Regions from separate parts of the Homo sapiens genome. Here region 2 is linked to region 1. The links are chromatin loops, found by intact Hi-C in ENCODE. Cell type or tissue: HCT116. All regions are shown on one strand. Each heading gives the region's core, and the rest is flanking DNA. Links, peaks and the distances in the headings are about the cores only. Region 1 overlaps CACNG5 (calcium voltage-gated channel auxiliary subunit gamma 5). Region 2 overlaps CACNG4 (calcium voltage-gated channel auxiliary subunit gamma 4).

Region 1 (12,337 bases), core at 2,107-10,106:
TTCCATCTTCATTTTTGGAGGATCGTTTTGTTGCTATAAGATTCTCAGCTGACAATATTTTTTTTTTCTTCCAGCACTTTAAATAGACGGACCCACTGCCTTCTTGACTCCAGTGTGTTTGATGAGAAGTCAGTTCTTACTCTTACAGGGGAGTTCCCTTGTGTGTGATGAACCACATTTCTCTCCGAGCTTTCAAGATTTTATCTTTGTCTTTTGACATTTTGACTATGATGTGTCTGGGTGTGGCATAGCTCATCTTTATCAAGCTTATTGTCCCCACTTTACAGATAAGGAGGTTGGGACACAGAATGGTAAAGCTTTTTGCTTTACCCAGCTAGAAACTGGGGGAGCTGGGATTTGAACCCAGCAATCTAGCCCAGTTATCTGCTATACTAAACTGTCTCTCATTCACCTCTCAGCCTGGTTCTCGTGGGGTTGCATAGGTAAGCTTGGACAGAATGCTTAGCTCACCACCTTGAAAACTCTCACTTCTGAAAAACAGAGATTCCTGAATGGCAAATGGAAACTCTGACCTGATTTTTCTCAACAGTATCAGCTTCTTGCCTAAGATAAGTGAGCTAAAGATTCAAGTCCTTTTCTCCTGGGCCTTTGCATCATGCGGGTGGATGGACGAACCCAGCATTTTCCTTACAAAATAGTGATTATGGAAGAGGTGGAGAAGAAGGAAGAAGGGAGGAAGGAGAGGGTGGAGAGGGAGAGAAGAGGGGAAGGGGGAGGAGAAGGAGGAGGGAGAGGGGAGAAAGTAACCGAGTGTTTCTTGCTGGACACTGAGTTATTCTTGATCATGCCCAGCCCCCTCCATGATTAGAGCTAGTATTTCTGTTTCAAGAGAAAATGTATTTTTCTGCTGATTCTTCCTTTTGGGGTGAAGGGAGGAAGGAGGGATTGGAGAAGCCTGGGGAGGGAAACCAATCTGGCTTTAGCAAAGCTCTCTAGGATGTACTTGGAGCCAGCCTCGGCGCCGTGCAGAAGACACGCCCCTCAAGAGAAACACGGTGCTGCCCAAGGAGGATTCTCACAAGACAACCAAATAAGGCCCTGCCAGGTTACAAAGCACTGTGATGCGCTTCTATAAATACCTCCTCCCAGCATCGTTTTCCTGCCTCCAGCACATTTTACTGTAAACCAGGATTCTAATGATATGTAGGACACATACCCAAACCTCTCCTTCCCTCCACCACACTCTATCCCTCCGCTTCTCCCCCAAAACTGAGTCAAACAGAGGAACTAGACAGGTTGCTGGGGGTCCAGACACAACAGCCATAAGCCCTGAGTTCTAGCCCCACAAACATGAGTACAAAAAGAGAAATGATGTACCAGCTACTTCAGGGCGAGGCTCTTGAACTAGATGCAGAAGGAGAGAAAAAAACTTTACAATGGATGATGTATTTCTCAGAGGAGTCAGTTCTCAACTTGGTGTTTTCTCCTCCCCATCTCTGCCCCCGTGACTTCAGATGAAAAGGTGTCTGAGCACAGCTGAGCGCCTGGCTGCCTGGGTTGGAGCATGTCCCTACGAGTGAGGAAGCCCAAGGTCATATAGGAGCCACAGCAAAGGCCATCGCTTCTCATGGCCCTGGAAGGTGGCCCTTGGAGGGTGCGGTTGCTGTCACCACAAGGCTGTGCCTTGGCAGATGACTGGTGACTCTTGAGTGATGAATTCAAGGTATTCACACCTTGACCACCTCTCTTTAAAGAACATTGTGAGTATCTTGAATTCATCTCTCAAGAGTCACTTTAAAGAGTGGTTACTATCTCCTGACTGGATGGCAGAATAAGAGGCCTGGGGAGGGACACCACTGCCAGGATGCAGGGGGAGATTTCACTCTTCAGGGGGCCCCTGGGAGACAGTTGGTGAGAAGGTGGGGGGAGGGAGGGGGGGCTGCAGCTTGCCCTGTTCCTCAGCCAGCAATGTGCTGCTGGGCATCGGAGAGCACTGGTCTGGAAAAAGAAGTGCAAGGCAGGACAAGCGTTAACCTCAGCCTGGCTCATGCCACCCCTCCTGCTTGCCGCTCAGCTGGAGATCCCATCAGGCAGATGCAGAGGTGCTGGGGAGAGCGTGGCGGGTGGGGGAGGCCCAGGCCTGGGACTGTTAGTCCTGCGAGTTGAGGAGCTGGGGCTATCGGGGAACTCACTCAGCCACTCAGAGCCTCATCAATAATACAGGAATGGCTGTCCCTCTGCAGAGCTGCTATAAGGATGTAGGCCCTGGGCTGTCATCAAATGGCTGTCTTCACTCCCGGGTCCAGAAAGGAGGCAAGGTTGACCACCAGGCTGGCTGAGCCCAGGGTGGAAAATACTGGGCCTCAGAAGATGGCACTCATGGGTTGGGAAGCTTGTGTGCACCCCAGTCTAAAACCAGCCTCTAGATGAAGGAGGCAGAGATTTGGGGTGGGCCGGGGAGGTGCAGGATGTTGCAAGGCCAGAAAGCCCAGAACCTCCCAGAAGCTGCTAGAGAGGAAAGTGTCTGCTTTCCAAGAAGTCAGGTAAGGAACTGAGAGGAGAAAAGGCATGGTGTGCCCATGACCTCTCCCAGGAGCCCATGCCCAGACAGGATTGGATAGAACCCAACCCCAAACCCATATATCAATGGTCCTTAATTCCCGCTGCCCATGAGTGTCATCTGGGGGGATTTAAAATAATCCCAATGCTGAGTTGCTTCTGAGACCAACTATATGTGACCTTCTGGGGGTGGGATGGAGTGGGCTGGGACCGGATATTAGTGTTTTGTAAAACTCTCAGTTGATTCTAATGTGCAGCCAAGGCTAAGAGCCACTAGCCCATGTGAGGTCCCCCACAGGCCTAAAGATATGCAGACCATGCACTCATGATCTGATTTTGGTCTAATCTGGACTAGAGCGGAGCTTCCCAATATGGCGGCCACTAGCCAGCCACAGGTGGTTCTTGGGCACTGGAAACGTGGTAAGTCCAAAGTGAGACATGCGGTAAGTATGAACACATACCCCAGATTTCTAAGATGTAGTATGAATAAAGAATGTAAACTATCTCAGTGATTTAAAAAACATTGATCACATGCTGAAATGGCATATTGGGCTAAATAAAATATATTATTAAAATTAATTTAACCTGTGTCTTTATACTTTTTTAGAGTGGCTATAAAAAACTTTCAGTTACATCATGTGGCTTGCATTACATTCCTATTGGACAGTGCTGGTGTACGGACCAGCCAGTTTAAAAACGTGTTCTCAGGCCAGGCAAGGTGGCTCATGCCTATAATCCCAGCACTTTGGGAGGCCAAGGTGGGAGGATCGCTTGAGGTTGGGAGTTCAAGACCAGCCTGGGTAATATAGTGAAACCTTGTCTCTACAAAAAATCTAAAGATAGCCCATGCATTTGCAGTCCCACCTACTTGAGAGGCTAGGTAGGAGGATCCCTTGAGCCACGGGGAGGAGGAGGCTGTAGTGTCCCTGCACTCCAGCCTGGGTGACAGAGTGAGACCTTATCAAAAAAAAAAAAAAAAAAAAAAAACTTAAAAATTGAAATAAAAATGTGTTTTCTATATTTCTTCTATTGATAAGTTTATTTGTTTTTGATGATAATTTTCTTTAAAACTTCACTTCATGATTCCACTTATATAACATTCTTGCAATGACAAAAATAAAGAAATGGAGAACAGATTAGTGGTTGTTAGGGTCAGGGACAGAGAGGGGAGAGAGGAAGAGGCCAGTGTGGCTATAAAGGGACAACACGAGGTCAGGTGTGGTGGCTCACACCTGTAATCCCAGTACTTTGAGAGGCTGAGGCAGGTGCATCACCTGAGGTCAGGAGTTTGAGACCAGCCTGGCCAACATGGTGAAACCCTGTCTCTACTAAAAATACAAAAAAGTAGCCAGGCATGGTGGCATGTACCTGTAATCCCAGCTGCTCGGGAGGCTGAGACAGGAGAATTGCTTGAACCTGGGCGGCGGAGATTGCAGTGAGCCGAGATAGCGCCATTGCACTCCAGCCTGGGCGACAGAGCGAGACTCTGTCTCAAAAAAAAAAAAAAGGCGGGGGGGCAACACGAGGGATCCTTGTTATGTTGGAAATTTTCTATATCCTTGACTATATCAATGTCAGCATCTTGGTTACCAGGATATCCCTTTGTACTATAATTTTGCAAGATGTTGCCATTGGGTGAAACTGGGTAAAAAACTACATTGAGTCTCTCAGTATATTTCCAACAACTGCATGTGAATCTACAGTATCTCAAAATCAAAAGTTTAATTATTTAAAAAATTTCACCTCTGAAACAATAACTTCCATTATCTGCTGGCAGGAGCATAAAAGTATTTCACTCTTTTGGAAAGCAATTTGGTTGAGCGTTAAGCATTTTCATCTCTCTTGGTTCCAGTGATTCTACTTCTGGGAATTGCTACTAAAAAATATAAACACAAGTACAAAATACACAAAAATGTTGATTCACTGTTGTTGATAATAGCACAGTGCTCAAAGCCACCAACATGCCTCTCTGCAAAGAAGAGTTATAGGAACTATGGTTTACCCACTCAAGGGACTATTATGTAGTCATTGACGGAAAATGTGGCAAGGTAATGTTAAACGACAACAACAACAAAATGTTGGGATACAAAGCATCAATAGTTTGTTTGCTAATTCCTAAAAAAGAATCTTTTAAAATGTGGGATGATGAGTGTAAAAATATTAATAATAGTTACTTTGATAATAGGATTGTGGATGAATGTGTCTATCCTTTCTACTTCAGTTTCTTTTCCTTGATTTTTTTAAATACATATGCATGGCCGGGTGCGGTGGCTCACGCCTGTAATCCCAGCACTTTGGGAGGCCAAGGCGGGCAGATCACCTGAGGCCAGGAGTTCAAGACCAGCCTGACCAACATGGTGAAACCCCGTCTCTACTAAAAGTGCAAAAATTAGCCAGGCGTGGTCCGAGCCTGAGGCAGGAGAATCACTTGAACTCTGGAGGCAGAGGTTGCAGTGAACCGAGATCGCAACACTGCACTCCAGCCTGGGTGACAGGGTGAGACTCTGTCTCAAAAAAAAATACATATGCACAACTTTTTAATTTAATGACATAATGATCATTCCTCTTTTTAAAATTAAGGAGTTTCCTGGAGCTGTCTTCCTGGAGCTAAGGGGCAATGCCCAACCAGGGAAGAGGTCGCCCCCTGTCGGTTGAACATGGTGGTGCGGCCCAGAGACCTGAAGAGCCTGAAGGCACAGCCAGGACAGAGGCCCCGGGCCTGGGGCCAATTAAGGGCAGATTTAGGGTTCCCATTCCTGCCGCAAAGCCGCTCAGAGAATCGCTGCCTGTTAAGAGAGTAGAAAAAAGAAAAGAATCGGGAACATTGCAGCTTATGTGAACTCTGACAAGACACTTGAGCTTTCTGAGTCTCATTCAGTAAAGATATTAAACGGTGGCAATAACATGATCCCTGTATTGGGGGGTGTTTAAGGGGTGAAATGGGCTTTATTCTGCTAGGCAACGCCAATTGTTTTTCAATGTAGTTCTACCACCTGCAGTATGTAAGAATTCTCAGGCCTTCATATCCTCACCAACATTTGGTATTGTCACATATCTTAAATTTTATCAATCACAGTGAGAATCAAATGATATTCCATTGTCATCTCAACTGGCATTTCTATGATTGCCGGTGATATGGGGTATCTTTTTATGTTTGGCTATTTTTCTCTTCCCTTTTCTGTGAAATGCCTGTTCATGTCTTTTTCCCATTTTTTTTTCTATTGGATTCTTCATCTTCTTTCTTATTCATCTATAGGAGTTCTTGAGGTGTTGTGGATATTAATATTTTGCCATATGTATGTGCTGAAACGTTCTGCACAGTCTACAGTTTTTCTTTTCTTTTTTCTTTCTTTTTTTTGAGACAGAGTCTTGCTCTTGTTTCCCAGGCTGGAGTGCAGTGGCGCGATCTTGGCTCACTGCAACCTCTGCCTCCCAGATTCAAGCAATTCTCCTGCCTCAGCCTCCTGAGTAGCTAGGATTACAGGCGCCCACCACCATGCCTGGCTAATTTTTTGTGTTTTTAGTAGAGATGGGGTTTCACCATGTTGGCCAGGCTGGTCTCGAACTCCTGACCTCAAGTGATCCACCCACCTCAGCCTCCCAATCTTTTCACTATTTTTTTTTTTTGAGTTGGAGTCTGGCTCTGTCACCCAGGCTGGAGTGCAGTGGCGCGATCTCGGCTCACTGCACTCTGCCTCCCAGGTTCACGCCATTCTCCTGCCTCAGCCTCCCAAGTAACTGGGACTACAGGTGCCCGCCACCATGCCCGGCTAATTTTTGTATTTTTAGTAGAGACGGGGTTTCACCATGTTAGCCAGGATGGTCTCGATCTCCTGACCTTGTGATCCACCCGCCTCGGCCTCCCAAAGTGCTGAGATTACAGGCGTGAGCCACCGCACCCGGCCTTTTCACTTTTTTAATGCTAACTTTTCAGACATTCTTAAATTTAAATTTAAATTAAATGTATTGTACTATTATTGATTTACATATGTTGGTCTTGCATCTAGTAACTTTGCTGCATAATGTTCCTTTGGATTTTCTATGAGGATGAGCATATAGCCTGTGAATATTGACAGTTTTGTAGTTTTTCATTCTAATTCTGATACCTCATTTTTTTCTTGTCTTGGTGCACTTAGGGACTCGATGACATAAAAGTGATGATAGTGATATTCTTGTCTAATTTGAAAGAGAATGATTCTAACATTTTACCGTTACATATGATATTTGTTGAAAATACAGCTTATCAGGGTAAGGAAGTTCTCTGTTTGCAAAGAGGTTTTGTTTTTGTTTTTGTTTGTTTTATAATTATATTGATTTTTACCATATGTTTTTCTGCATTTATTGAAATAATGTGCTTATTTCAATTATATTTATAGATTTTGTAATGTTAAACAACCCATGCATTACTGGGACATAGCTTGCTTTTGTTGTCTTACATATATACTCTTAATCTGTTTAGTTTCATCATCAAAGTTTCAGTTGAACCACAATGAGATACCATTACGCACATACTAGAATGGCTAAAATTAAAAAGATTGGCCATACTAAATATTGGAGAAGGTTTGGAGAAACTGCAGCTCTCATATGTTGCTGGTAGAAATGCAAAATGGTACAACTGCTTTGGAAAGCAGTTTTGCAGCTTTTTGTAAAGTCAAACATGCTCTTGCCACACAACCAGAAATTCTACTCCTAGGTGGAACTCCTAGAAAAATGAAAACTTGTGGTTGCATAAAGACTTACACCCGAGTACAGCTTGATTCATATAGTCCCAAACTAGAAACAACCCCAGTGTCCAAAACTGGTGAATAGATAAACAAACTGTGGTATATAGAATACTACTCCGCAATACAAAGGAATAAACTACTCATGTATACAACTACATGGGTGATATCTTGAAAGCATTAGGCCAAATGAGAGTCCAGACACAGCTGGGCATGGTTGCTCACACCTGTAATCCCAGCACTTTGGGAAGCCAGGGTGAGAGGATTGCTTCAGCCCAGGAGTTTGACACCAGCCTAGGCAAGATGGTGAGAAGAGAAGAGAAGAGAAGAGAGAAAGAGAAGAGAGAAGGAGAAGAGAGAAGGAGGAGAGAAGGAGAGGAGGAGAAGAGAGAAAGACAAGAGAGAAAGAGAAGAGAGAAAGAAGAGAGAGAAGAGAGAAAGAGAAAAAGAGAGAGAAAGAGAGAGGAAGGAAGGGAGGGAGGGAGGGAAAAGGGAAGCGAAGGGAAGAAGGCAGGCAGGCAAGAGTTCAGACAGAAAAGACTACATATTGTATGATTTCCTTTATATGAACTTGTAGAAGAGCCAAAACTATAGGAAGAGAAAGCAGATCAGCAGAGGGCAGGGCATTAGCTGCAAAGAGGCACAAGATACTTTTTCGAGGTGATTGAAATGTTCTATATTATCATGATTACACATTTATCAAAGTGTATACCTAGAAGTGATACATTTCATTATATACTAATTATACCTTTTTAAAAGTGATATTCACTTTCTAAATAAGTTTGCATAAAACAGCAATTTTCAGTTTCTTAAAGGTTTGGTAAAACTTGCCAAGTAAAACCATGTGGGCCTGTTTCTTTTTGTGGGTATATTTTAATTCTGCTTCAATTTTCTATTAGGGTTCTCCAGAGAGAGAGAAATGGGAGGTGATATATACATATATGAGAGGGGATTTGCTGCCGGAATTGGCTCACATGATTATGGAGACTAAGAATTCCCACAACAGGCCGCCTGCAAGCTGTGGACTCAGGTATAACAGCACTGTGGCTCAGCCCAACTCTGAAAGCCTCAGAACCAGGGAAGACCTACAGCGCTACTCTCATTCTGAGGTCAAAGGCCTGAGAACCTGGGAGGCTGCTGGTGCAAGTCTCAGAGTCCGAAGACCAGAAAGCCTGAAGTTCTGATGTCCAAGGGCAGAAGAAAGGTGGTGTCCCACCTCCAGGGGAAAGAAAGCAAATTTGCCTGTCCCCTGCCTTTTTGTTCTATCCAGGCCCCAGCCGATTAGATGGTGCCCATCCACACTGAGAGTGGATCTTTCCTACTCGATCCAACTCACATGCCAATCTCCTGCCAAAACGCCCTCATGGCACACCTGGAAACAATGCTTTATCAGCTATCCAAGTATCCCTGAATCCACTTGGATCAAGACCTAAGATTAACCATTATCAATTGTGTTAATGGCTACAATCTATTTAGGTTTTCTATTTCTTTTTGAGTGACTTCCCAGAAAGTCACCCATATTTGCATAAACTCTTTCATGATATTCTCTTAGGTGTTAAATAATGATTATCCCACATATCATTTTGGTCTTTTTCTCGTTCCCAATATTGTTTGTGTTTTCTCTCTCTTTTTCCCTTTCCGGTATTTCCTCAGTTTGGGCAATTTTATTCAGCTCTTACAAACAACAAGCTCTAGATTTTGTTGTTCATCTTTATTTCATTGTTGCTGATTAGAAATCTGCTCTGTTATTTTAATATGGTTTCTACTCCTCCTTGTTGTTTTAAACACATTGGATTTATTTTATAGACTTTTCCACACTGTTCTACAACCATGTTTTTGAAATGCTAATTTCCCCATTTGCTGTCTGTACTAAGTTGCCTCAAGGTTAAACCATGCTCTCATGTGGTCTGTAATTTTTATTGTGAGCTCATCTTCAGCAAGGCTTCCCCTCAACCATCCCCATGGGAATCCTATGTACTCTGGGTCCTGGAAGAGTCTCTGGAAAGTGGTTTTGGATTTGATTCAGCTGGGTGAGCTAGAAGTTCCATCAATCCAGGATCTGATTTTACATTAAATTCTTAGCTCAGGATTTCTCCCCCTGGGGGGCGTTAGAAACTTAGATTCTGTACCTGTGGGCAGCTCATTCTTCGGTCTTTGTTTTTTTTGGAGGAGACCCTCCTCCACCTTCCTAGAGAATCTGGGCAGATCTAAATGTCCTGGCAATTTTTTGGGCTGGTAGTTGGCAAATTTTAGCCTCCCCTTCATGGAGGGGGAGTCTCAGTGCGAACTTCTGGCCTTGCGGGGGCCCAAGACCACGTTTTACAGTCCATGGGTAGGCATTAAAATTCCAGACTTGAGCTATGATGGCACATATCTGGATCCAGTACCCCCTGGTTCTCCTTAGTATTAGTTCACATGCTCAAGGCTTTGAGTTTCAGTTCCCTGGGGATTTCCTTCTCTCTTATAAGTCAATGATGTATTTTAAAACCTTCTGAAGTGCTGACAGTTGGTACTCTGTTGCCAAAACTAGAACTCTCAAATTCAGTACATATTTTTCATCCCCCTCCCTTTCCTAGGGGTGGTATTGGAAAGCTCTAACACCCCCAACCCCACATTATGGATGGAGGAGAGGAGGAAAACCTGCCTCTTTCTATTCTTCTGCATTTCCCAGTGTGCTGCAATGAGCACAAATTATTTTTCCAACTGCATTGTGTGTGTGTGTGTGTGTGTGTATGTATTTGTGTATGTATATATATATGTGAACTTTAATTTTAAAAATCAATAAAAGATAACCTATATGTAAAAAAAAAATATACTTTAAACCAGAGCATTTCATGGAAGAGGGAGGCCAACAGTGAATTTCCTCCCCTCTCCCTGGGATGGCTTTCTCTGCTTCTTCCTGGGGCACAAGCCAGCCTGCCCCAGGCTTTTGCAATGTTCTATTTTTGTTTCATTATTTAACTGTGTCCCATATACACTGCTAAGTGGAGTGCTCAGTTCCATCGTTTAATGGACAACTGACCTCTGTCTGCAAATGCCCAAGTCACAGGGAGCTCAACAGGCCATTAATGGGGTCTCAGACCCCCTCCCCCAGTCCATTTCAGTCTGAGGCCAAAAGAGCAGGGATGGGGAGAAGTCTTTCAAGGGAAGACACAGAAGGGTTGCAGAATGCAGGGCAGGAAGACAGGCTGGGGTGGAGTACACTTGCAGCCTGCTTTTGAGAGCCAAGGGGCAGCCTGGCTGCAGGGGCTTTCTCACCTCTCCTGACCCCTTTGTGATCTGCTGAACTTGGCTCCAGGCTGGATTGACTGGCAGTTGTACCGGGACCCACCTCCTGAAGCACCAGGGGATTTTAATTCTTCTTCCTTAATTATTTAATTTCTAGACCTTCACAGTGATCTAAACTGTATCTTTTCACCACTTGACCGCAAAAAGATCACACACCCAGGAGCTTGGAAAGGCAACGGCAGAATCATCAGGCAAGAGGGAGAAAGGATACGTCACAGAGGTGTGTGCGCCTCCATTGCCTGACCTTGACCCTGGGATTCACAGTGTTTTACCCAATGCTTTCCTATGGGGTTGTGACCTCCGTGGCTCCTTCCATCAAGCCTAGGAAGATGACATTGTGGGTGGCGTGATCCGTCTCACCTGTGAGAACACGAAGGCTGAGAGGGGTGTCCTGCCCAGGGAGGCTAGGGCAGGACCTGAACTTTGTGCCTTCTGGGATGTGGTCCCCCACCTGTGTTCAGCCATTCAGCCTGCAGAGGTAGGGTGCATTCCCCAGGCAGATCCCAGAACACAGCCCAAGGCCACTCAGCCAGGAAGTGTAATCCCAAGGTTCAGGGTTGGGCACCCTGAGTGAGGGGCTCCTGGCCACCACCCCACTGCTGGATCTGCCCTCCCGGGGTGGGAACACTGCTGCCTTCTGCGTTCCTGCCCTGCCTTCCTGGGCTGGCTCCATCGGGCCTGCTGGCCTCCTCCTCCTCTGCCCCTCCCGTCCCAGTGCGGCTCCCCCCACCCCTGCCCCCAACCCCGGGTGCCTCAGAGGATGAGTGTTCCTCACCCTCCCCACAACAATGCATCCATCAGGATGGAGACGGCCGTTCCCATCCGGAGGGAAGAGGGGGTGGAGGAAATTGATCACCGGGAATGATGTCTCTGTATTCTGCCTCCCCTGGTTTATTTCCCTCCGCAGAGGCAGATGGGGAAAATGTTGGCTGCAGTTTTGACATGAATTGATCTTGAAGCTGGGTGAACCCCGCGGTACTCCCTTAATGGGCAGCCATGGCCTCCCGGCTCTAGGGCTGACAACAAGCACTCAATCAATGCACACGGCGGCAGCCTATTCATCTGATTGCACTCCAGAAAGCACAAAGTTCAGGTCCTGCCCTGGCCTTCCTGGGGAGGACACCCCTCTCAGCGTCTGTGTCACCCATAATGCCATCTTCCTAGGCTTACTCGAAGGAGCCAAGGAGGTCACAGCCCCATAGGAAAGCACTGGGTAAAACACTGTTAATCCCAAGGTCAAGGTCAGACGTCCTGGCTTCTCCTTGCATCCAGCGCTGGGGTCTGCTCAGCAGGGTCTGAACTTGGGTCACCAGCTGGGGTAGGGGCTGGGGGAGAAGGTCCAAGGAGGGGAGCAGGGCCACTACCAGGACCTCAAATTCGTCTCCCCTGCCAAGGTAAAATTCTCCTACCCAACTCGGACTCAAACGCCTTCAAAACTGAGCAGAAATCCAAGTGGTGCAAATGGTCCCATCAGCCAGTAACACTTTAGTCTGAATCTGTAGAGGTTTGTCCTCAGTGAGGATAGTCCCAGTGTTGTTTCAGGGATGTGGTAGGGAATATGAGGTGACCGTGTGCAGGGCCCAGCCCATACCTGGGACTGTCCCCACTGCTGATTAAGCCGGGTTCTGGCCTTGGCCCTGCAGCCCCCATTTGATGGGGTGACATTCAACGGTGTGCTGTCCCTGAAACTTCAGTCACCTATGGAGCCCTCCATCTTCTCACCTGGGAATGCTTCCTTGGTATTTGGAACTTCTGGAAGTTTCCTGTGGGATTGGAATGAGGGGAGAATACAGGGATACCCAGAAATG
Region 2 (8,000 bases), core at 1-8,000, 130 kb before region 1:
CACTGGACGCTGATTTCTTTGAGGAACAGGACAGGATTCTACTTTTCATCTGGGTGCTCCATAAAATGTCTGCTGGATGAATAAAGAATGAATAGGAGACTGCATGTGTGCATTCAGGAAGGAAGACGTGTGCCTCTGTATATTCCCCTGCCTGGGGAACTCTTACACATTCTGCAAGACAAGAGTAATGTTGCCTCCTCTGGGAAGCCCCCCGGGACTTTCCCAGGCTGATAGAGGCCAAGCCTCCCTGGAATTGAGTGCACTAAGACAAATGACACTCTAACATCACAAGCCTCACCCTGACACTCCTTTCTTTTCTTGCTTTTTGTTTGTCTCTCTTGGACAATAGACTCATTACTGAATTGCTGTCTGTTTTATTCTCTGCTATGAAGAAAACTTTCCCTATCACTTCGAATGCTGCTTGAGCAGTAGCAGACACTCAATATTAATATTTGCTGAATGAATGAATGAATGAATCTGGGAGTGCCCAGGACTCAGCCTGGGATTTAGTTTTCAAATCCTCAATGAGCATTTTCTGGATTTGAATAGAGACTAAGAAAATGCAGGTAGGGAGTTGGAAACAGATAAGGCAGGATGAGGGCGGGTGGTGGGAGCCCCCCAGAGCAGGGTACCAGGCAGTATCTCCCGATCACAGCTGCCCAGGCTGGGAGAGAGGACGGTCTCAGAGAAGCAAGGCCATTCTTTGCCCTTGGGTCAGACCCTCCTCACCCCAACCATGTCAGTCCCCTGCCACCCTTTGGTCTGGTCTCGTTGAGCTGGTGTGCTCAGCTCAGTGGGGCATTTCCCCAAGGATGAGGTCGAGGTGAGCAGAATGACACTGGGCTTGTTGTCAGCACAGACTCCCAGCCTGGTAACCCTGGGGACCCTGAGGCAGGCTCAGGCTCGAGGCTAAACTCAGGCTCGGGTTCAAGTCAAACTCTGCCCCTGCTGCTTCGCCTTCTGGGTGAAGAATCCAGGGTGACAGAACCCACCTTCCTGTGGGGTTATGAGGATCCCATGAGAGACAGCACAAGCAGATGGCGAGGCAGGAACAAGTGGGAGGTCATGTCATTCTGAACAGCTCCGAGTCTCAGAATCTGCAGATACAGGAGTATCTTTCTCCTCCAGAAGGTCAAACCCTGTTCCCAAGAGGCTGGGTGCAAAAATAAGTGCTGAATGAATGAATGAACGAGTCCCCAGAACATAGCACAGGGCTAGGCACACACATTCTCGACTAGTATTTGCTGGATCACCTAGGACTGAAGAAAATACAGGCCAGCAGTTGGGGATGAATGGGGGCGGGTGCAGGCTGGTGGCAGGCCATCTGTGAGTCTTTGTCATCCCAGACCTATATTTGTTTTTTGTTTTTGTTTTGAGACAGGGTCTTGCTTATTGCCCAGAGCTGGAGTGCAGTGGTGGCTCACTGCAGCCTCAAACTCCAGGGCTCAGGCAATCCTCCCACCTCAGCCTCCTGTGTAGCTAGGGCTAAAGGTGTGCACCACCATGTCCAGCTAATTAATTTTTTGTTGTTGTTAGAAACGGGGTCTCATTATGTTGCCAAACTGGTCTTGAACTCCTGGCCTCTAGTGATCCTCCTGCCTTGGCTTCCCAAAGTGCTAGGATTACAGGTTCAAGCCATTGCAGCTGGCTACTATTTTTAATTTTTACTGAAGATAATCTACAGAGAGTAATCCTAAGGGTGCAGTTAGATGAACATGTGTCTACACCCGTATAACCAGCACCCTGATCAAAATATAGAACATTGTTCACACACCTTGCACCCTCCCAGACAACAGCCCACAAAGGGAGCCACTGTGCTGAGCTCCGCTGCCTTGCATTCGTTTTGCCTGCTTTTGAACAGGGTATGAATGGAAACACACAGTATGATCAGCCTGTTTTTCTATCTGCTTTGTGCGAGCTGGGAGTCACCACGTGAATGCCAACAACCAGAACCTGGGTGTGAAAGTGTGCCAGTGGGTGGCAGCCCCTGCAAAACATGGGTTCCAGGGCTTTGAAGTGCATGGTTAATGTCTTCTTAAAGGATCTGTCTCGAGCAGAATGATTTTCACCTTCTTTGCGGAGAGTGCCCCATCTGAAGAGCCGCCCTCAGTCTGACAGCAGAATCCTTTCTCTTTAGACTGCATGAGTCAGACCTGGGGCCTGGCATCGTGCGTTGTTCTGGTCACGACGCTGTGCCCACCTCCTCCAAGAAGCCTGCTGTGCCAGCCCAGCCCACAGCCAGCATCTGGCAACCACGGGGACACACCTGAGGGGCGGGTCCTGCTCTCTTCCCATCTAAACTCCTCCTCCAGCCTGGGTAGCCTTCACTGTGGCCCCAGATTCCTGGGGTCACCATGGGTTATTTTGGATATTCGCAGCACACTGAGCCACCCCACAACCTCGCCTTTTCCCCAGCGTGCAGCAGGCATGTGACTGTTTTTAGCATGGGGCTGAGAAAGATCTTGCCAGGGGCTTTGGGGCTGGAGACCTGGGTGCAGGTGCTGGGGGGTGTCACAGGCTGGTGAGTCTCCCACAAGGGGAGTGCCATCCATGCTGCATTGTGAGGAGGAAGTGAACTCTGCAAAGTGCCTGCAGAGATTTTCATGTCATAGCTACCACTGTTATCAACTGGGAAGAGGTATAGCCGAATGAAGAGAATGGAATCTGAAGCCAGACAGCCTGGGTTTCAATTCTGACTTCACCACTTGTTGGCTCCGGGGCCTTGGGCAAGCTGCTTAACTTCCCCGTGCCTCAGTTTCTGCATCTACACCATGGAAGTAGTGCTAGCACCTGCCTCACAGGCTGGCGGAGGATTAAGCAAGTTAATCTATATAAAGTGCACAGGGCAATCCCTGGCACCTAATAGGAACCACAGTAGAGTTTGCTCTCATAGCCAAGCATGGTGGCTTGTGCCTGTAAATCCAGCTACTTGGGAGGCTGAAGCAGGAGGATCGCTTGAGCCCAGGAGTTTGAAGCCAGCCTGGGCAACAGAGCAAGACCTCATCTCTATAAACAAATTAAAATTAGATGGGCATGGTGGTGCACGTCTGCAGTCCCAGATACTCAAGAGGCTGAGGTGGGAGGATTGCTTGAGCCCTGGAATTCAAAGCCACAGTGAGCTATTGAGAGGTGAAGCCAGCTGGACTTCCTGGGTTGAGTGGGGACTTGGAGAACTTTTCTGTCTTACAAGAGGATTGTAAAATGCACCAATCAGCACTCTGTAGCTACGATTGTAAAACACGCCAATCAACGCCCTGTAGCTAGCTAGAGGTTTGTAAAATGCACCAATCAGCGCTCTGTGGCTAGCTACAGGTTTGTAAAATGCGCCAATTGGTACTCTGTAAAAACACACCAATCAGCACTCTGTGGCTAGCTAGAGGTTTGTAAAATGGACCAGTCAGCACTCTGTAAAATAGATCAATCAGCACTCTGTAAAACGAACCAATCAACACTGTAAAATGGACCAATCAGCATGCTGTAAAACGGACCAATCAGCAGGACATGGGCGGGGACAAATAAAGGAATAAAAGCTGGCCACCCTAGCCAGCAGCGGCAATCCGCTTGGGTCTCCTCCCACTCGTGGAAGCTTGTTCTTTCACTCTTCACAGTAAATCTAGCTGCTGCTCACTCTTTGGGTCCGTGCCACCTTTAAGAGCTGTAACACTCACCGCAAACGTCCATGGCTTCATTCTTGAGGTCAGCGAGCCCATAAACCTATCAGAATGAATCAACTCTGGACACACTATGATCCCACCACTGCACTCTAGCCTGTGTGACAGAGTGAGACCGTATCTCTAAAAATTTTTTTTTATAAGAGTTAGCTCTCTTTCTGCAATAATATACCTGAAATCTGATTAAATCATAGTTAAGTAATTAACTAGTGTGAAATTATAGCTGTTACAAAGATAAGTTGAGATAACATATGGAAAGTTCTTGAGATAATACCTAATGTGCTTGGTGCATAGCAAGGGCTCAGCAGGCATTTGCTCTTATTTTTTAAACTATTCATAATTCTGGACTCTAAACAGAGGAGCCAGCAGGAGGGTGTTGAATGGATAAGCAGCTAGGGCGGAGGGGACCTTGCCGGGCTCGCCTGAGCACCGTCCTACTCACGGGCGGCTCAAGAGGCCACTGGTGACAAACAGAGTGGGTCTCCTGTGGTTCTCTCGGCCCCAGCACCCCCAACCCTGACCCAGTGCTTTGCACAAAGGCTTGTATGTTTCAAGCCACAGTCTAGAGAAAGCAACTAGGTTTCAAAACAAAAAACCAGGTAAATTTCCTTCCCTTTCCTCCAGAGATGGGTAGACCAAAGAAGAACCCAAAAAAACTGCTTGCAAGAATATGAAGGGCTATTAAGGGTCGAAGATGATTGCTTTGTTTTCAGCTATAGGAAAGACTGAGCAAGAAGAAAGGAACAGACATTACTACTGAAGGTAGCAAATTTGATTAGAACTGAGGGATAATTTTGTAGTCCTAGTACTGGGAATCTCAGCTGGAGGATGCTGGACTTGATCAGCATCTCCTTCCATATTCCCTCGCGCTTCTGCCTTAACTGAAACTCTTGCTAAGAACAGAAGGTAACATTCTGAGCACCTGGCAACAAAGACACAAGGGGAAGCTTGTGTCTCTGCATTGATGGACATTTGAAGGGTCAACTGACTCACTGCCACAAAGAGTGAGGGATTGTTTCAGGGTCGCACGAGTCACATTGGAAACTGCCTTTCCTCCAGTATTCACCATGCAAAGATTTTTTTCTTTTTATTTACTTTTTCTTTTTTTTGTTCTTTTAGAGGAACCTCTGGAAGAAATGCAAAGATGTTTCTAACAAGGCCGGGTGCGGTGGCTCACGCCTGTAATCCCAGGACTTTGGGAGGCTGAGGCAGGCGGATTGCCTGAGGTCAGGAGTTTGAGACCAGCCTGGCCAACATGGTGAAACCCTGTCTCTACTGAAAATACAAACATTAGCCAGGTGTGGTGGTGCACGCCTGTAATTCCAGCTACTCAGGAGGCTGAGGCAGGAGAATTGCTTGAACCCAGTGAAGGTTGCAGGGAGATGAGATTGTGCCACTGCACTCCAACCTGGGCAATAGAGTGAAACTCAGTCTCAAAAAAAAAAAAAAAAAAAAGAATTTACACAAAGGGAATTGTCAATGGAAAATTTTTGAGGTAAAAGAATCTTTTATTTTAAAGAGTTTGAAGATTTTTGGTGCAATGAAGCCTGCTTAAGCTTGCCACAGGACAGTTTCCTAGGGAAATAATTTAAAAAAGCAAGCGTCTTCTGCTCAAACCTCATCGGAGTCACATATTAAGAAATCTTGAGCCATCTGACTCAGGCAGAAAAATTCTCCCTGAGGGGCCTCTCACGACACAGCTTTCCGATTAAGTACTTAGGTTTACACATGTGATAAAGGTTTGTAAAAGCATAGATCTGGGTTTTATTTCCTTCTCACTTACTTTCATGGTCAGTTTTAGCACTTTTATTGTAGGAGATGGATTTCTAGGGATGGAAGCCCAATGTGGAAATTGTGCTGACAGGAAATAAAGATTCAACTGTGGTTGGCTTGCAAAGGCTTTGATCCAGGAATCAATTTGGTTATAAGTCAGAAGTGGCCTGTAATAAAATGCTGGCAAGAAGTCGCTGGGCATAGTGCCTGGGAGCGTGTTCCTGGATGCATTTAAGAATAAAAAGAACAGGCTGGGTGCAGTGGCTCATGCCTGTAATCCCAGCACTTTGGGAGGCCGAGGTGGGCAGATCACGAGGTCAGGAGTTCAAGACCAGCCTGGCTAACATGGTGAAACCCCATCTCTACTAAAAATACAAAAATTAGCTGGGCATGGTGGCACATGCCTGTAATCCCAGCTACTTGGGAGGCTGAGGCAGGAGAATTACTTGAACCAGGACCCAGGAGGTAGAGGTTGCAGTGAGCAGAGATTGCGCCACTGCACTCCAGCCTGGGCTACAGAGTGAGACTCCATCTCAAAAAAAAAAAAAAAAAAAAAAGCATGAAAAGAACAAACACCGGCCGTGTCAAATCGGCATACACACCCATTCATCTGTCTGGAGACTGGGCTTGGGATGCTTTTCATCTAAATATCGGGTTTATATTTTTTCCTCTCTGCATCACAGAAGTTCGAAAGAAGAAGGAGATCAGATAAGTCACTCCTCATTCCCATGACCATCAGTTTAACATTTTGGTGAATTTCCTTCCAATATTTGTTCCCAGCTTGATAAAGCAGCCACTGGTACAGTCACATCTGTTTCGTACCAGATGATCTTCAAAGGTTCCACATCTGTGGGTTTTTGGCTCACTCAATTTGCCATTTAATAGAATTCTCTTCATGTTTAATAACCCTCCTAATAATCACAGAGTTAAAATAATACATTTTTATCTAGGAAATGCTTCAAGAACTCTCAAAAGACTGACTTGAACAGGAAGCAGGAGAGGGCTTGCGTGGTTTACAAAGATGGCAGACTCAAAGGGAAAAGGGGAAGAATTAATTAGAAATACAAGGAAGAAAGAAAGGAGAGAAAGAGGGACGAGAGGAAGAGAAGGCGGCACTGGGGAATGGGGAAAATGGGTTTGGGTTGCAGAGGATGCTCACACAAAAAGGAACCTCAGGTTGGCCGTGTGGGTGTGGTGACTGGGACTGTGCGAATGGCAGCAGCACAAAGAAGACTGGAGACACATCAGAAACCACCAGGGTGAGGGAAGGGGGTTGGCTGGAAGGAGGGTGCGGGGCAGGCCTGCAGCCAGCAGGGAACTCCCCCAGAGACTGAACCTCAAGGCCGCAGGCCACAAGGTAGAAGACGGGAGATCCTCCAAACGGTTGAGCAAGTGAGGACACTCTGCCCACCAGGCATCTGGCCTCCACTCACGCTCAGGAATCCGCAGGCAGAAAGACAACCAAAGCCATTTTTCATGCAAGAGGAGTTGGATATCAGGAAAAATCAGAGCCCCTTTGTATGACATGCCAAACTGCTGAAGCGAGAAAATGTCTCGGGCGAAGGCTCAGATGCGAGGCAGGGACAGCGTGCTCGCCCTGGGGAACCTGGGCCGTCAATGTGCACTTGTTATCAGGCTTTTCAGAGCTGAGGGCCGGAAGCGAGTACGGGGCATCCCTCCCCCATCGCATGTTAATGATGAGCTGGTGACATGGCCTTGGCCGGACTGTCCGGCCCCTGGAAGGGAGCCTGGGTGTCCTGAAATGTCCTCAGGGAGTCTTTGGGGATCTGTGTCCTTTTCTTGCCTGTGCTTTGGTGTGTGGGGGAGGGGTGAAGTGGGCAGGAGGAACCCTGGGAATTAAGAACCGAAGCCCCCCTTCCTCTGAGACCCATCTTCACTCTGGGTCCCCTCCCCTGTCCCCATGTACCACGTATTTTTTGGGTTAGCAGATGAGAATAACTACATGCATTGAACACATGTTATGCCAGCTCCAAAGCAAGCACTTAGATACTTTATCGCGACTCCTGCCAGCAAACTTGCATAGCAGGTATCGCTAACAACCCCATATTGCAGAGAAAGCAACTGAGGTTCAAAGGAGGTGCAATGACTGGCTTAAGGCCCCACAGCTAGTAGGAGGCAGATCCTGGATTCAAACCCTGACTCACTCTGGGATCTGGGCCCTTTATCACCATATCCTACCTCCTCTCCAAGATGCCAAGCAAAAGAGTTGCTGTTTATTTCAGGTCTATGGTGAGACAGATGTGCGGGGAGCCCTGTGCGTATTTCCCATCTGATTCTCCTGACAACCCTATGGGATAGGCCTCCTTAGGGCGTCCGGGAGGAGCCCCTAACGTCTAGGACGTGTTCTGTTGCCCTCTCCACATCGTGCCCTGTATGGTGTCTGTCCTACTGCTGGTGCCCCAGGGTCTCCAGAACCAGAGAGTAAATACCCTGGGGGCTTTCTGTGCCCACAATGCCCGGCCTGAAGCCAGGCACTCAGCAGGTGCCCCACAAACACCTAAGGACGACACAGTTTTAAGTAATTCTGCTCTCCAA

Evidence for each region. A loop is a pair of places that touch in the nucleus more often than their neighbours do. Peaks named below come from ENCODE experiments on the same cell type or tissue, not always from the same donor. Only the 100,000 strongest peaks of a DNase experiment are listed, where the experiment ranks them.
Region 2: a loop joins it to region 1, with 2.8 times the contacts of the local background. A loop is called at or near these places in 2 of 110 quality-filtered maps.

Annotation. Positions count from the first base shown.
Region 1 is chr17:66,848,236-66,860,572 of GRCh38, reverse strand. All of the region lies in intron 1 of CACNG5 (calcium voltage-gated channel auxiliary subunit gamma 5), which reads right to left. Among named protein-coding and RNA genes, the nearest start is that of CACNG5, 19 kb to the right of the region's middle. In HCT116, for the core only: a CTCF peak has its summit at 5,164 (motif pointing left); a DNase peak (open chromatin) is centred at 5,192; H3K27me3 peaks cover 520 bases.
Region 2 is chr17:66,977,747-66,985,746 of GRCh38, reverse strand. The region is part of intron 1 of CACNG4 (calcium voltage-gated channel auxiliary subunit gamma 4); the gene reads right to left. Among named protein-coding and RNA genes, the nearest start is that of CACNG4, 17 kb to the right of the region's middle. RefSeq lists enhancers at 100-359, 2,279-2,780, 6,461-7,037, 6,960-7,254, 7,038-7,615. In HCT116, for the core only: no CTCF peak of the experiment used is centred there; DNase peaks (open chromatin) are centred at 2,158 and 4,616; H3K27ac peaks cover 994 bases; H3K27me3 peaks cover 970 bases.